Regions from separate parts of the Homo sapiens genome. Here region 2 is linked to region 1. A link is a loop called in an ENCODE intact Hi-C map of the cell type or tissue named here. Cell type or tissue: dorsolateral prefrontal cortex. All regions are shown on one strand. Each heading gives the region's core, and the rest is flanking DNA. Links, peaks and the distances in the headings are about the cores only. Region 1 overlaps WDR62 (WD repeat domain 62). Region 2 has its middle 18 kb from the start of COX7A1.

Region 1 (2,908 bases), core at 94-2,593:
AGGCAGGCAGACTGTCTAAGCTCAGGAGTTCAAGACCACCTTGGGCAACATGATGAACCCCGTCTCCACTAAAACACAAAAAACTAGCTGGGCATGGTGGCACATGCCTGTGGTCCCAGCCACCTGGGGGGCTGAGGCATGAGAATCACCTGAACCCGGGAGGTGGAAGTTGCAGTGAGCTGAGACTGTGCCACTGCACTCCAGCAGCCTGGGTGACAGAGCAAGACTCTGTGTCCAAAAAAAAAAAAGAAAAAAAAGCTAACATTTGTGAAATATGTGAAAGGTACATAGGTATATAGGAGCTCTTTGTACTATTCTAAGTCTGAAATTATTTCAATATAAAAAGTCTCAAAATTGCCAATGCCCAAGTTTCATCCCAGATCAACTGATTTGGCTTTCTCTTGCGTGGCGGTGGGGGGGCGGTGAGGCACAGGGACCAGGTGATTCTGATATGCAGTTGGAGTGAAAATCCCCACACTGGCCACACCACCTCCTAATGCACACCCACTGGTGGCCAAGGGCGGACACCTGCATACCATCTACTATAGATCCAGGCCACCCACTCCACTGCCTACAGGGATTAGGGAGGCAACACAGGTGTGAGGAACTGGCCACAACGGGCCTGACAAATTTCACTAAGCTCAGCCCCTCACTGCCACAGGGGAATTTGGGCCCCAGAGGCCAGAGAATTTCTCACTTCTCCAAACAAAAGGGACATTTGGATTTTTGTGTTAAAAAACTTGAAATGTTGTCCACTTATCCAACCTTTAAAACATACTATATTGGGCAAGTGTGTGTGACTCTGGTTTGTAGCTGCTGCCTTATGAATGCTCTCCCAGTTGGAGGCAGCTATTTTATTTTCAGAGGAGACCAAGGCTCTGAAAGAAGTGTCTCACCTGAGATTCCACAGTGAATAGACGCTTGAGCCAGGAATGGAACCCAGCTCTGCCCTTATCACCAGTAACAGAACCCACAGTTAGGAGCAAAAGGTCCAAAAAGCCACTTTCAAGAGGGAATGCACTTCTGTCAGATAACAAGAACCTGCCGTAGCTTAAGGACCGTACCTTAGGGACCATAAGGGCAGGAGAAAACCCACTCCTTATCCATCCACCTGGAGAACTGGGCCAAAGGAGCTGAGCCTGAGCTATGCCAAGGAGGGACATGGTGTGCCTTCCAAAGGTCACAGCCCTATTGGGACCACATCCCCAGGGTAGCAGTGATCAGTTAGCCCCAAGGCAGAGGAGCGGGTCCTTCCCCAGTAAACTTATAGCTGAAGGGATCTTTCTAAAACCCAAATCATGTTAAGTCTTTCTCTTAGAAAATAGCCATCAATATGCCAGATACTGCTCTTTGGTGCTAGGGACACAGAAATGAACTCAGAGAAAGTCCCTGCTCTCAAGAGTGCTCACACTGAGGGAGACCCACAGTGAATACCATCAATGAGGAAACTGGACAGCATATCAGAGATGGGAGCAAATTTTGTGGAGAAAAGCAAAGCAGGGAATAGAGCTGCTGGAGGGCTGGGGGTGAAAAGCACATTCCTGGCCTGTGGTGCCCTCCTGTGGCTGCTCTCTGCACTCAGCATGCTATGCAGACCCTCTACAAGGCTGCAAGGCCTACGGGATGTGGCTTCTGCCTGGTCCAGCCTCATCTTCCCTGCTCCTTTCTCCAGGCACCCAGATCCCTGGCTGCTTCTAAAGCGCCGGAGATTCTTAACCACTGCAGGGCCTTTGCCCTTCCTGTGCCCCCTGCCTGAAGCGCTCTCCCTACAGCTTCTTATGGGTCACCCTCTCGCTTCCTTCAGGTCTCAGAGTCAAGGCAGCGTTCCCTGAGCCTTCTGATAAGGCTTTCCTCCTATTCTCTGCCCACAAACCTGCCCGAAGACATCCTCCATCATTTCCTCCATAGCACTGATCATGATCAGCCCGTAATTTGCTGACTAGTTTACAGTCTGTCTCGCTCTAGCCAGCAGAGATTCTCGTCTCCTCTGGTCACTGCTGTGTCCCCAGCACACGGAACAGCACCCAGCACAGGCGAATGCTGCTGAGCCAACATGTAAGTGAATGAGTGAGCACCTACCCATGAGTATCTCCAGGCTGTGTAGGGGAGGGGAGGCGTGCCAAGCCCCTGGTTCCACCCCTGCCCCGGGCCCAGGCCTCAGCCTACCTGGCGGTGTTAAAGATGTGCTGCTGCTTGTTCTCCTTGGGGTCCAAAATCACCACCACACAGCTGGGAAGAAAGAGGAAAATGTGCCTCAACTGTGGGGAGTGTTGGGGTCCTGGGATGATTCTATTCCCACCAGAAAAGCCCACAAATAAACAAGCTCCCTCGGTTCTCTCTGGTCTCCTCCTCCTCCCCCTCCTCCAGGTGTTTACGCTGAGAATTCTAGGGCACTTTAACATTGCTATGTTCTTAAATAGAAACCAACACTTCCTCTGAGGTAATGTCTGTCAGGCCCTAGGCTAATTAAGACCTTAAGCTGGCTATAATCCCAGCACTTTGGGAGTATGGGGCAGGAGGGATCACTTGAGCTCAGGAGTTTTAGACCAGCCTGGGCGACAGAGTGAGATCTCATCTCCACTAAAAAAAATTAGCTGGCTGTGGTGGCATGTGCCTGTAGTCCCAGCTACATGGGAGGTGAAGATGGGAGGATCGCTTGAGCACAGGAGGTTGGGGCTGTAGTGAGCTGTTATTCACACTATTGCATTCTAGCCTGGGCAACACAGCCAGACTCTGTCTCAAAAAAGCAAAACAAAACAAAAAGAGAGAAAGAGGGATGTAATTGTTTTAAATCCTCACAACTGCCAGGTCAGGTCACGACTATTTAGGCCCATTTATAGATAAGGAAACAAACCCAGAGAGGGGACGTCCTTAGCACAGTGCCAGGCTACATGAGTATTTATGGAAT
Region 2 (2,908 bases), core at 162-2,661, 110 kb before region 1:
TTCCTGAGCACCTACTGTGTGTCAGGCACTGTTCCAGACACTGGAGATCAGCAGGGAACAATACTGAAAAACTCCACGCATTCATGTAGCTGAGATGCTGGCAGGATCATAATAACTAACCTTTTTTTATTTTTTATTATTTATTTATTTATTTTGAGATGGAGTCTGGCTCTTTCACCCAGGCCCAAGTGCAGTGGCGCAATCTCGGCTCACTGCAAGCTCCGCCTCCCGGGTTCACGCCATTCTCCTGCCTCAGCCCCCCAAGTAGCTGGGACTACAGGCACCCGCCACCATGCCTGGCTAATTTTTTGTATTTTTAGTAGAGACAGGGTTTCACCGCATTAGCCAGGATGGTCTCGATCTCTTGACCTCGTGATCCGCCTGCCTCGGCCTCCCAAAGTGCTGGGAGTACAGGCGTGAGCCACCGCACCCGGCCTTATTTTTTATTTTTGAGACAGGGTCACATTCTGTCACCCAGGGTGGAGTGCAGTGGTGCAATCCTGGCTCACTGCAACCTCTGCCTCTCAGGCCCAAGTGATTCCCTCACCTCAGCCTTTCCCAGTAGCTGGGACCACAGGCATGGGCCACCACGCCCAGCTAATTTTTTTATTTTTATTTTTGTTGAGAAGGGATCTCACTGTGTTTCCTAGGCTGGTCTCCAATTCCTGGGCTTCAGTGGTCCTCTTGTCTCAGCCTCCCAAAATGTTGGGATTTCAGGTGTGAGCCACCACACCTGGCCAGGAACAAATTATCCTTTTATTACTGGGAAAGGCTGGGCATGTTTTGGGGGGTGCTCTTGTTGTTGTTGGTCGTGTATGTGTGTGTTGTTTGCTTTTGTATATACATGAACTTTTCCCAGAAAGATACACAAGAAACAAGTAAGTGGCTGGGCGCGGTGGCTCATGCCTGTAATCCCAGCACTTTGGAAGGCCGAGGCGGGCGGATAACCTGCGGTCAGGAGTTTGAGACCAGCCTGACTAACATGGTAAAACTTCCTTCTCTACTAAAAATACAAAAAAAAAAAAAAAAAAAAAGCCGGGTGTGGTGGTGCACGCCTGTAATCCCAGCTGCTCAGGAGGCTGAGGCAGAAGAATCGCTTCAACCCAGGAGGCGGAGGTTGCAGTGAGCCGAGTTCGCACCACTGCACTCCAGCCTGGGCAACAGAGCGAGACTCCATCTCAAAAAAGAAAAAGAAAAAGAAAAAAAGAAAAGAAAAAAAGAAATAACATAGAATAGTTCCCCTGGAAAGAAACCTAGAGTCCCCAGGGAGAGGAAGACCCTGTTTATCCTCATGAATTTTAAACCATGTGACTTTATCATCTGTTCAGCAACTGGGAGAATAAAAACTAAAAATTTTGAATAGCAAGTTCTAAAATACCAAGAATGGTTAGAGTATGGGAAGGACCAGGTGGAAAGGGCAGTTGTTTCTGTGCCCGCCACAAGATGGCAGCAGAGCGGCACCAAAGTCCGCCCGAGGGCAGGTCCCCTTCCCACCTACAACCCGCAACTCCTGTGGTCTTCCCACCCGCTGTGTGATTGTGGCAGGGCTGAACCATCCACACATTCTACACTCGCAGAAACTGAGATAATAAATAAGTATTGTTCTGAACTGCGTGGCCGGGCACCGTGGCTCATGCCTGTAATCACAGCACTTTGAGAAGGTGAGGCTGGCGGATCACCTGAATTTAGGAGTTCGAGACCAGCCTGGCCAACATGGCGAAATCCCATCTCTACTAAAAATACAAAAATTAGCAGGGCGTGGTGGCGGGCGCCTGTAATCCCAGCTAGTCGGGAGTCTGAAGCAGGAGAATCGCTTGAATCCGGGAGGCGGAGGTTGCAGTGAGCCAAGATCGTGCCACTGCACTCCAGCCTGGGCGACAGAATGAGACTCCCTCTCAAGAGAAAGTCAACTGAACTGCTACATTTGGGGGTAAAATTTGTTACTTAGCAATAGATAGCTAATACACTATACATCACACCATGCCACCAAAAAAAAAAAATGAGTATGTGTTTATGTGTTTCTAAGATATAAGGACTCTTTTTTTTTTTTTTTTTTGAGACATAGTTTCACTCTGTCACCTCACCCAGGCTGGAGTGAGACCTTGTCTAAAAAAAAAAAAAAAAAAAAAAGTCATAAATTTTAAAATATTTGTTTATATCAAGATCCAAATAAGACCCCTATATTGAGATCCGTTGGTATGTAAATTCTGTTTTTATTTATTTATTTATTTATTTATTTTGAGACGGAGTCTTGCCCAGGCTGGAGTGCAGTGGCTCGATCTCACCTCACTGCAACCACCACCTCCCAGGTTCAAGCAATTCTCCTGCCTCAGCCTCCTGAGTAGCTAGGGTTATAGGCACCCGCCACCATGCCCGGCTAATATTTTTGTATTTTTAGTAGAGACGAGATTTCACCATGTTGGCCAGGCTGATTTTGAACTCCTGACCTCAAGTGATCCATCCGCCTTAGCTTCCCAAAGTGCTGGGATTACAGGCGTGAGCCACCATGCCTGGCAATTCTGTGTTCTTTAAACCACATATGTTGGTGCTTTTTTGTTCTAGCAGCTAAGTCCTCATGTAAACCGATACAGAGCAGCAGAGATGGCATCCCCCAGCTGGCCATTTATACTGAGTTTGAGCTCATTTGTCCCGCAAGTTGACAAAACCATTCCTAAATGAGACCTGTGCTATGGCAGCAGCAGTTTTTGTTTTGTTTTGTTTAGAGACAAGGACTCGCTCTGTCGCCCAGGCTGGGATTACAGGCGTGAGCCCCTGTGCCAGCTGCTTCATTGTTTTTGATATGGAGATATTGTTCCAGACTTCCTGGCACCTTGGAGCTTAATCCAGGAAACTTGTCCAGGCTGTAACCAAAGACTTTGTGTTGAGATAAGAGAAATTTTATTACTCT

What was found. Hi-C counts contacts between places; a loop is a spot of excess contacts. Peaks named below come from ENCODE experiments on the same cell type or tissue, not always from the same donor. Only the 100,000 strongest peaks of a DNase experiment are listed, where the experiment ranks them.
Region 2: a loop joins it to region 1, with 8 times the contacts of the local background. A loop is called at or near these places in 59 of 110 quality-filtered maps.

What each region holds. Positions count from the first base shown.
Region 1 is chr19:36,059,289-36,062,196 of GRCh38, reverse strand. WDR62 (WD repeat domain 62) reads right to left here. Exons shown (of 32, transcript NM_001083961.2): 3 at 2,167-2,229. Among named protein-coding and RNA genes, the nearest start is that of WDR62, 5.8 kb to the right of the region's middle. In dorsolateral prefrontal cortex, for the core only: CTCF peaks have their summits at 1,368 and 1,570 (motif pointing left); a DNase peak (open chromatin) is centred at 1,566; H3K27ac peaks cover 1,339 bases.
Region 2 is chr19:36,169,437-36,172,344 of GRCh38, reverse strand. No RefSeq gene overlaps it. Among named protein-coding and RNA genes, the nearest start is that of COX7A1, 18 kb to the right of the region's middle. In dorsolateral prefrontal cortex, for the core only: a CTCF peak has its summit at 1,446 (motif pointing right); a DNase peak (open chromatin) is centred at 1,464; H3K4me3 peaks cover 498 bases; H3K27ac peaks cover 318 bases.